Regions from separate parts of the Homo sapiens genome. Here region 2 is linked to region 1. A link is a loop called in an ENCODE intact Hi-C map of the cell type or tissue named here. Cell type or tissue: heart right ventricle. All regions are shown on one strand. Each heading gives the region's core, and the rest is flanking DNA. Links, peaks and the distances in the headings are about the cores only.

Evidence for each region. Peaks named below come from ENCODE experiments on the same cell type or tissue, not always from the same donor. Only the 100,000 strongest peaks of a DNase experiment are listed, where the experiment ranks them.
Region 2: it touches region 1 in a loop (2.9-fold over the local background); 2 of 110 quality-filtered maps call a loop at or near these places.

The regions. Positions count from the first base shown.
Region 1 is chrX:71,632,195-71,637,570 of GRCh38, forward strand. No RefSeq gene overlaps it. Among named protein-coding and RNA genes, the nearest start is that of CXCR3, 16 kb to the left of the region's middle. In heart right ventricle, for the core only: no CTCF peak of the experiment used is centred there; a DNase peak (open chromatin) is centred at 2,347.
Region 2 is chrX:71,580,211-71,585,586 of GRCh38, forward strand. It overlaps GCNA (germ cell nuclear acidic peptidase), which reads left to right. Exons shown (of 13, transcript NM_052957.5): 2 at 610-670. The coding sequence starts at 612. Among named protein-coding and RNA genes, the nearest start is that of GCNA, 4.5 kb to the left of the region's middle. In heart right ventricle, for the core only: no CTCF peak of the experiment used is centred there; no DNase peak of the experiment used is centred there; H3K27ac peaks cover 835 bases.

The DNA of each region.
Region 1 (5,376 bases), core at 273-5,272:
ACCAAACTCATTTGGTCACTGTAATAGCTTCCTGAGGCTGCCGTAACAAATCACCCCAAACTGGGTGGCTTAAAATAACAGAAATTTATTATCTCAAAGTTCTGAAGGCTGGAAGTCCAAAATCAAGGTGTCAGCAGGGCCATGCTCCCTCCAGAAGCTCTAGGGGAGAATCCATTCTTCACCTCTTGTAGCATCTGGCAGCTGCTGGCTGGCATTCCTGGGTTTGTGAGATCATCACTCCAGGTTCTACCTTCATCTTCATGGGGGCTCTCCTTCTTCCGGGTGTCTGCTCTTTGTCTCTCTTTTATAAGGACACACTTGTGTGTGAGGGCATTTAAGTCCCATCCAGATAATCCAGGATAGTCTCCTCATGGCCAAGTATTTAACTTCATTACATCTGTAAAGACCCTTTTCCCTAAATAAAGCAGCATTCACAGGTTTCAGGGGTTAGGACCAGACTTATCTTTGGGAGCCATTATCAGCCAACCACAGTCACTAACTACTGTGTTTTTCCCAGCTCCCCTGGTCTCTCTACAGAATATATTCTGAGGAATGTTGATTTGAGGAAAACAGGCTTTTAGAAAGAATGGGGTGGAGATGGGAAGGGAGTACAGGAAGAAACAATTTCTCGGAAATTTCAAAGAATGCTACACTTGTCAGACCCTCCTCAAGATGGGAGAGATGAGGCTGGATATTGACCAAGTGCTGCTGCTGATTCTTTTTGTGTGTCAGGGACTAGGACCCACAGCGCACAAAGACATGGAGAGGTAATTATGCCTGATAGAGAGCAATGAGGACCCCGTGCTTCTCGTTTAATTAGGCCAGGGAGAGTGTCTGGCTCTGGGTGGTTTTCAAGAGCTCTCCAGGTAATTGTAATGCACATCAAGAGTGGAAAGCCACTAGACCATAGTGCTGAGGCAATGAGAATTTCAAAACAGCTGTTTAATATCATCTTTAAGAGTAGTAACAAGTTTCATAACGTTGACATCAATGATTAACCCTCTTGACCTTCTCGGTGAGATAATAATGAATGTGAAAGGTCCAGGAGCACTGGCTGTGCTGGGGAGAAAGTCTCAGCAAGCATGAGGGGCAGTGAAAAGCACAAGAGAAAAAGGGTCCCTGGAGCCGCTGATGTTCCACAGCCTTGGCCCCTACATGGAGACTACAGGACCAGGGGCGGCGGAGACGTAGAGGACTAGCAAGAGCTGCCAGGAGTTGCCTGGAGGAAAGAGATGTTTTTCATTGTTGTTGTTTGTTAGTTTCTGTTTTTGTTTTTTTAAAAGGGAAGCCCCTGGTTTAGGCCCAGTGGTCAGTGTCTACTCCCTTCTGCCCCAGGGGGATTGGGATAACCCTGTCATGACTGCTGAGGCTGGAGGCGAGGGACTGCAGTATCTCTCCTCTGGCTCTCTGCAAGAGAAGTTGACCTTTAGGATGGGCCAGTGCTTTTGGTGCCAAAGTATTAAATGTACATGTGAGGTTCAAGCTAACTGGTATGAGGCCTCATGAAGGATTTACTTCCACCCTTTTGAGGTTGGCACTTCCATAAAGGAATGCTCCTTTCTTTCTCTAGTGGGTCCTGTGCAGGGCCTAGCTCCCTCAGCCTCCCAGCTCCCTGGGGAGAGAAACAAGGCAGATTTTTTTTTCTCACTTTTTATTGTGAGGCTGGGGCCAGAGTCTGCGTTGCACATGTTTGTGTCTGAAATGAGGAAAGCTCAGGCCCTGCCTCTCGTGGCCACATGAGTGAAGAGGCTGACTAGGAGACAGAGAATCTGGTAAGACCCAGAGCCCGGTGTGGTGGCACACGCCTGTAGTCCCAGGTACTCGGGAGGCTGAGACGGGAGGATCACTTGAGCCCAGGAATTTGAGACCAGCCAGGGCAACACAGTGGGAGCCCATCTTTATAAGAAAAAAAAATTTAAATTAGCCAGGTGTGGTGGTGTGTGCTTGTAGTCTCAGCTACTTGGGAGGCTGAGGCAGGAGAATCACTTGAGCCCAGGAGTTCGAAACTATAGCGAGCCATGATTGTGCCGCTGTACTCTAGCCTGGGTGACAGACTGAGACCCTGGTTCTTAAAAAAAAAAAGACCCAGATTTGTCAGGCCAAGCCAGACTAGGCTATGCTGTGAAACAAAAAGTACCAAACCTCAGAGCGTTAATCAAACAGAACTTTATTTTTTATTCACATTAAATGTACAACACAGGTTAGCGAAGGCTTGGCTTACTGTAGTCATCCAGGGACCCAGGCGCTGACAGTGGCCCCATCTTGGCACATTCTTTCATGCTCACTGCAGCAGTGGGATGAGAACGAGATGAATTGTACACTGTGTCTTAAAGCTTCATTGGCAAAGGCAAGCCACATGTCCACACCTAACTCTAAAGAGATTCCCTGGGACGTGCAATCCCGCCACAGGCCTGGAAGGAGGACCTATTTGTAGATCCAGCAGCTGTCAACACTCATCTCTAGTCAAGACTTGGCTTTTACATGGCTTAGAGGGAAAGGGGAGACATGGATTTCTACAAGCCCACGAGGCCAGGGCCAGAGGCAGACCATGTGTCCTAACCCCATCCTCCACCACCCTAAGGTGTGGGAGAAAACAGGATACCAGCCATGCTCAGGGCTACCTTCAAGCCCCAGAATGGAAACAGTTACACTGAAAATCATAAGAAGAAATTAAAAACCATGATTTCCTTTTGTAGCTTGTATTTATTTCCTACTGCTGCTATAAAAAATTATGACAAATTTAGTGGCTTCAAACAATACAAATTTATTACCTTATAGTTCTAGAAGTCAGAAGTCTGAGATGCGGGCTGGGTGCAGTGGCTCAAGCCTGTAATCCCAGCACTTTGGGAGGCTGAGGCGGGCGGATCACCTGAGGTCAGAAGTTCGAGACCAGCCTGGCCAACATGGTGAAACAAATAATATTTTTAGTCTCTACTAAAAATAAAAATAAAAAATTAGCCAGGCGTGGTGGCATGCACCTGTAGTCCCAGTTACTGGGGAGGCTGAGGCAGGAGAATTGCTTGAACCCAGGACGCGGAGGTTGCAGTGAGCCAAGATCCTGCCATTGCACTCTAGCCTGGGTGACAAGAGTGAAAATCTGACTCAAAAAAAAAAAAAAAAAAAGCCTGAGATGCGTCTCACTGGACTAAAATCAAAGTGTTGGCAGGCTTGGTGTTTCTTCTAGAGGCTCTAGGGAAGAGTCTATTTCCTTGCGTTTTCCAACTTCTGGATGCCTTGGCCCATGGCCCCTTCCCCCATCTTAAAACCTGGTAACGTCAGGCCAAGTCCTTCTCACACTGCCATCTGTCTGGTTCGTTCATTCTGCCTCCCTCTTCTACTTATAGGGATGCTGAGATTACACTGGGCCTACCTGGATAATCCAAGAGAATATCCCTGTCACAAGTGTGCTGATTGGCAACCTTAATTTTATCTGCAATCTTCATTCCCCTTCGACATGTAATCTCACACACACACAGGTTCTGGGTTAGGATGTGGATGTAGATATCTTTGGTAGTTGGGGAATTATTCTGCCTACCACAGAGGCCTAGGAAGAAAAGGGTCGTTATCCTAGGAGGAAAAGTGGCAATGTCCCCTGGGAGATTTCCTGTGAAAACATGATGTTGGGCTACACCCCCCACTTAAGTATTTTAAGCTTGGTTTTTTCTTTTTGTGGAGACCGGGTTTCACTATGTTGCCCAGGCTGGTCTCGATCCTCCCACCTTGGCCTCCCAAAGTGCTGGGACTACATGCATGAGCCTCTGTGCCCGGCCTAAGTATTTTAACATTAGATTGGATGTTGGCTTTTTATTTTATTTTATTATTATTATTTTTTCCAAGACAGAGTCTCGCTCTGTCACCCAAGCTGGAGTGCAGTGGTGCAATTTGGGCTCACTGCAACCTCTGCCTCCCTGGCTTCAAGCGATTCTCCTGCCTCAGCCTCCCAAGTAACTGGGACTACAGGCACGTGCCACCACATCCGGCTAATTTTTTTGTATTTTTAGTAGACAATCAGTTTATCCCTTTAGGTGCCATAGGCTGAAGCCTGTATCTTCCCTCCTTGTGTTTCCCTCTTTCTCCCCACACCTTATCAAAATGAAGCCAGCTATGTGCTTTATTGCCTCAGGAGAGGTATACAGCCTGGGTAGAAGGAGAAGAGGGAGGAGAGAGAGAGCTGTGGGTCCCCGGGCCCTGCTTCCTAGTAACACTCTGAGGAGCTGGTAATTCCCCAAAGAGGAGTGGTCCCTTGGTGTGTGCAGGGAGATGCACCGGAAACTGCAGGCCTTCCAGCTGCCTGGCAGATTTCCTCAGCCACAGAAGCAGCAATGAACAGGGTAGAATGAATGGCTTAGCAGAAACTTACAGACAACAAGACCCTCTACCCCTCTGCCCCTAGATGTCTGATACCGTGAAAGGTCCCAAGACCTCTTCTTGACATCAGGGAAGCAGGAAATGTGAGGATGACTCAGGGTGAATTTCCCAGACTCTGCCAAGACGGAGTGCAGAATTGAAATTAGATTGATATAGAAAAACAATAAAGAGAGGCAATGTTTCTTGTATACCTAGATTTATAGTCTGGGATGACTAACAATAAAGAAAGATACACCTTTCAATGTACTGAGGAGCCTGGGCATAGTAGAAGAGAAAGCAGGGGGGAGCCATGCATAGTACACGGGGAATCACAAGTTTAACATGAAGCTTTTGATTTTCTTTATCCACATCAGAGAATATGATTCTCCTTCACAGGGCAGTTAATATGCAATAGCATTATGGGAAGACTGAGAAAGAATGAAAAATAGCTGGGGTGCTCTAAAGAACATTTCCTACGTAAATTGGTGCAGCCTTTTTGGAGAGCAGCTGGGTAGTATCTAGGCAACAGGTGCATCTGCGATGATTCAGCAACCCTACCAGCACAAGTGCTCAGAAGCGTATGTTCTTAAATAGGTTCCCTCCTCTCTGCCCTTCCTCCCGAGGCTCAAGCTGGCATCTCTCTACTGGCCCGCTGTGACAGCCCCTCTTACCTGATTCCCCTGTGCCCAGTCTTGCCTTGATATGGAAAGATTGCTCAGGATACAAATCTAATCATATCATTTCCCTGTTCAAAACTCGACAGTGCTCTTCCCCATGGCCCTGTGTATATAGGTCGATGCCCTGAGCCTGACACACAAGGCCCCAGTGGCCTGGCTCTTTAACAAGAGTCCCACTTACTAAGCATACTGCCAAGTTTGTTCACCAAATGAGTCAACAGGCTCCTCTCCATGCCTCTGTGCATGTGTTCCCATGTGCTCTGTCCTAACTCAGTTGCCTTATCCATTGGGAATCTCTTCCTTTCAGAAGCTGGCCTCAAACCTCCAATGCAGTAGTGACTGCTTCTTTTTG
Region 2 (5,376 bases), core at 70-5,069, 52 kb before region 1:
GATACGTGGAAGACTGGCAAGTTGAGGTGGGAGTGGAGGGAGTGGGAAGTGGGGGCGGGTGCAGGGTGGGAAGAGATTGGGGTGGTAGAGGCCTGAGTGGGAAAAGTTTGCAACAAAACAAATTTAAATCCTTTTCATTTTGCAGAGCAAAGTTTCGGCTTTAAGGTGGGGAAGATACCCAAAGATAAATGCAGAATGTAAATGTAGAGATGTCTCTGCTTTTGAGTTCTGGCTTTCTTTTTTTTTTCTTTTTATTTTATTTTCTTTTTCTTTTTCTTTTTTGAGATGGAGTCTAGCTCTGTGGCCCAGGCTGGAGTGCAGTGGCACAATCTCGGCTCACTGCAAGCTCTGCCTCCCGGGTTCACGCCATTTTCCTGCCTCAGCCTCTCGAGTAGCTGGGACTACAGGCGCCCGCCACCACGCCTGGCTAATTTTTTGTATTTTTAATAGAGATAGGGTTTCACCGTGTTAGCCAGGATGGTCTCGATCTCATGACATTGTGATCTGCCCGCCTCGGCCTCCCAAAGTGCTGGGATTATAGGCGTGAGCCACTGCGCCCGGCCGAGTTCTGGCTTTCTTAAGAAAGTGTATCTTTGTCTTTCACTACAGACATGGATGGGTGCAAAAAAGAGCTGCCCCGCTTGCAAGAGCCGGAGGAGGACGAGGATTGGTGAGATTTAGAAAGTTCTGTTTTCTTTTAGTTTAGTGTTACCGTATTGGCAAAACAGCTTTCTCGAGAAGTATGTTTATTTCCTTTAGTATCTGTAGAGCGTATAACTTGGTTTGTTATAAAATGAGAATTGTAAAGAAGGATTTTACAAACTAGGAGTCCAGCCTCCTATGAAATTCTTGAATCCGCTATATAATTTCTTTGTTAGTGGCCAGGAAATGACGACATTTGAGGCAACAGTGCATCGTTGAATATATGTGGTTTCTAGAAAGTTCTTCATTCTGATGCAATTAAAACCTGTTGTTCCACGCCAGTATCGATAGTGCTGCCTCTAGAGGTACACAAGTATTTTTCTTCTCCATGATAACACAAGGTGTTTTTGTTTTAAATTTTTTTATGGAGATGCGCCCTGAACCAATAAAGGTTCAGAGAACTTCCAACATGAGGTATTTTTTTTGTGCGTGTGAGAGACAGGGTCTGCTCTGTCGCCCGGGTTGGAGTGCAGTGATGTGATCAGGAGCTATTTTTAAGATAGCTGCCTGTCTCTAAGTTTTTTCTCTTCTGGAACACTACCCTATTTTCCTCCCTCACAGATATGCATGCAAGGGTATGATATGGGGGAAGGTACAAACCAACAGAAAGTCTGGAAATAGACCTAAGTACATAAGAAAATTTACTAAACAAGAAAAACGACATTTCAGCATTTCAAATCAATGGGGAAAAATATGGATTAGTCAACAAACCATTTGAGGATAACTGGCTAACCATTTGGAAAAAAATGAGACTTGGGTTTTTGCCTTATTGCTTATGCCAAAATAGATTACACATGGATCAAATATTTTAAAATAAAAAATGAAACCATTAAAATGTTAGAAAACAATAGATGGATTTTGTTTCCAATAGTTTTTGGAGTAGAAAGGTCTAAGTTTGATATCAAACAAAACATAAATATGGTAAATAAACTGGAAAAATATTTGTGTTACAAATATAAAGGGCTATTTTCCTTAACAAAAAGCTTTTTATAAATCAGTAATTTAGAAAAAGGTGAACAAACGCATGGAACATGACAAAGAATATTAGAAGGTAGCTCTCTGGGAAAAAAAAAAATACAAACGGACCTCAGACATTAAAATTTTCAGCTTTGGCCGGGCACACTTTGGGAGGCAGAGGTGGGCGGATCGCTTGAGTCCTGAGACCAGCCTGAGCAAGATGATGAAATTCCGCCTCTACAAAAAATAAAAAAATTAGCTGGGCACGGCGGCTGCACCTATAGTCCCAGCTACTCGGGAGGTTCAGGTGGGAGAATCACCTGAGCCCGGGAAGTCGAGGCAGCAGTGAGCCGAGATTGCGCCACTGCACTCCAGCCTCTGCAACCCGAGACCCTCTCTCCAAAAAAAAAAAAAAAAAATCAGCTTTTAATTATATTGCTTCTCATTAAATAAGTGATAAGTTTTAATTATATTACTTCTCATTAAAGGAATGATAAATCTTATTCATTTATTTTTTTTTTCTCCCACTTGGAAAAGTAAAGAAATGATAAATTTTAAAATGAGATACCATTTTTTATATATTTGCAAAAAGTTTGATGATACCCAGTGTTGCCAATTGATAGGAAAACAGAAAATCTCCTACATTCTTTGTGGGAGTATATATTTGGTACAACCTTTTTGGAGGGCAGTCTGGCAGTATCACATTTTAAATGCCTATGTCCTTTGAAGTAGCAGTTCCACTACTGAGACTTTTTCTTTTAAACTCATTTAATTTCTTTATACTTGTACTCCCATATACATGAGTGCATAAATGTGATTATATCATACATGTAATTCAGTAATTGTAATTCAGTCTTATTTTTTCTTGACTTTCTTTTCCCCTTCTCCCATGGCCTTTCTCCCTGTAACCCATGCTAAATATTTATGTAGCTAGCCTTCCATACTTTTCTCCATGTTCATGTAATCATATATAGACATTTACAGGGTATTTTGGTCTTTGTTCACTTTTGTGGAAGAAGGATATATGATTTAATTACCAGTACATAGAGAAATATGTACAAGAACATTCATTGCAGCACTGTTTGTAATAGCACAAATTTGAAAAGAGCTGAAATGTCCTAAGAGTCTACTTGAATAAATTAGGGTTCATTGCAAAAATGTGGTGAGAGCTATGTGTACTGATAATGAAAAGACTACTAAGAAATATAAAGTGAAAAATGCAAGCTGCAGAACAATGCATATAGCATAATATTATTTGTAAAAATAAAAATAAAAAAAGAAAATGGTGTGTGTACTTGTTCTGATGTGTGCTTACGCTTAACTTTCTAGAAGGATAAATAAGATACATTGTCTCCGGGAAGAGCAAGGACAGAGTGTCACTCACTGCTGTTTTCAGAGTTCTTTATCAGTTAGAAAAAAAATGACCTGGTAAACATTATTTTGCCATAGTCATTAAAAATGTGGGTAGGGGGTGGGGTGGCTCACGCCTGTAATCCTAGCACTTTGGGAGGTTGAGGCGGGAGGAATGCTGGAACTTACGAGTTTGAGACCAGCCTGGGCAACATAGCAAGACCTCATCTCTATTTTTTGTTTAAAAAAGCGGGGGGTGTGGAGGGGATCAGCAAAAGAATGACGCCAACATTGGAAAATATACGTCTTAATAAGTAATAAAAAGGAATGCTAATTTAAAAATCATTTACCTATTAGCAAATTTTAAATATTTAATCATAGTAATGCTGCTGACATCATAAACTGACACAACCCTTTGGAAATGATTAAGCAGATGTACCAAGAGCTATAAAATTGGACATACTATTATATTCTTTTTTTTTTTTTTTTTTTTTTTGAGACAGAGCCTTGCTCTATTGTCAAGGCTGGAGTGCAGTGGCGCAATCTTGGCTCACTGCAGCCTCTGCCTCCTGGGTTCAAGCAATTTTCGTGCCTGAGCCTCCTGAGTAGCTGGGATTACAGGCGCATGCCACCACACCCGCCTAACTTTTTTTTTTTTTTGTATTTTTAGTAGAGATGGGATTTCACCATGTTGGCCAGGCTGGTCTTGAACTCCTGGCCTCAAGTGATCCATCCGCCTTGGCCTCCCAAAATGCTGGGATTATAGGCATGTGCCACCACGCCCGGCTAATTTTTTTTTTGTATTTTTAGTAGAGATGGGGTTTCACCACGTTGGCCAGGCTGGTCTCAAACTCCTGGCCTCAAGTGATCCACCCGCCTCGGCCTCCCAAAGTGCTGGGATTACAGGTGTGAGCCACTGTGTGCAGCTGGACATACTGTTGATTGAGTAATTTGATTTTTGGCAACCAAGCATAGGAAAATCCAGTTTATGAAGCCAATTAAATGCCCAAAGTTGCTTTTTGTAGTATTTAATTTTTTTTGTTGTTTGTTTGAGACGGTATTACTCTGTCACCCAGGCTGGAGTGCAGTGGCATGATCATGACTCACTGCAACCTCTGCCTTCTGGTCTCAAGTGATCCTCCCACCTCAGCCTTCAGAGTAGCTGGGACTACAGATGCACCACCATGCCCAGCTAATTTTTGTATTTTATTGTAGAGATGTGGTTTCGCCGCCAAGTTGCCCAGGCTAGTCTCGAACTCCTGGGCTCAAGCGATTTGCCTGCTTTAGCCTCCCAAAGTGCTGGGATTACAGGCGTGACTGCCGCACCCGGCCTCATAGCATTTAATTTAAAAATTAAATTAATAGTCAGGAGCGGTGGCTCACGCCTGTAATCCCAGCACTTTGGGAGGCCGAGGCGGGCGGATCACGAGGTCAGGAGATCGAGACCATCCTGGCTAACACAGTGAAACTCCATCTCTAGTAAAAATACAAAAACAAATTTAGCTGGGCGTGGTGGCAGGCACCTGTAGTCCCAGCTACTCGGGAGGCTGAGGCGGGAGAATGGCGTGAACCTGGGAGGCAGAGCTTGCAGTGAGCCGAGATCGCACCACTGCACTCCAGCCTGGGTGACAGAGTGAGACTCCATATCAAAATAAAAAAAGAAAAAAAATGATTAGTGTTAATTCTTCGTTAAATTTTTGGTAGAATTCACCAGTGAATCAATATGATCCTGGGCTTTTCTTTGTTGGGAGGTTTTTTATTACTGATTCAGTCTCCTGAATCATGTGTGTGATCAAAAATGCAAAAGGTGGCCGAGCCCAGTGGCTCACACCTGTAATCCCGGCACTTTGGGAGGCTGAGGTGGGCGGATGGCTTGAGTCCAGGAGTTTGAGACCAGCCTGGCCAACATGGTGAAACCCTGTCTCTACAAAAAAAAATACAAAAATTAGCCAGGCACAATGGCACACACCTGTAGTCTCAGCTACTTGGGGGGTTAAGGCGGGAGAATTGCTTGAGCCCAGCAGGTGGAGGTTGCAGTGAGTTGAGATCGCGCCATTGCACTTCCACCTGGGCGACGGGAGCAAAGCCCTGTCTCAAAAAAAGAAAAAAAAAAACAAAGCAAAAGGTCAAATTGCAGCTCCATGACCCTCAGTCACTTGCCCTCAAATAGGGAGTGCCCAGGGTGGATCGTTAGTCTCAGTTGTCCTGAGAGGTAAATGGGTTATGTGTTATTATTAGCCCCTTGTGAATTTGGTTGACAGGAGTCATGCCTTTAGCATTTAATGAAGAATTGATAAACCTGAGTTTCTGAAGCTACAGGTCCAAAAAGCAGATCTTAGGCTTCTGGTTGGAGATAGCTCTTGAGGC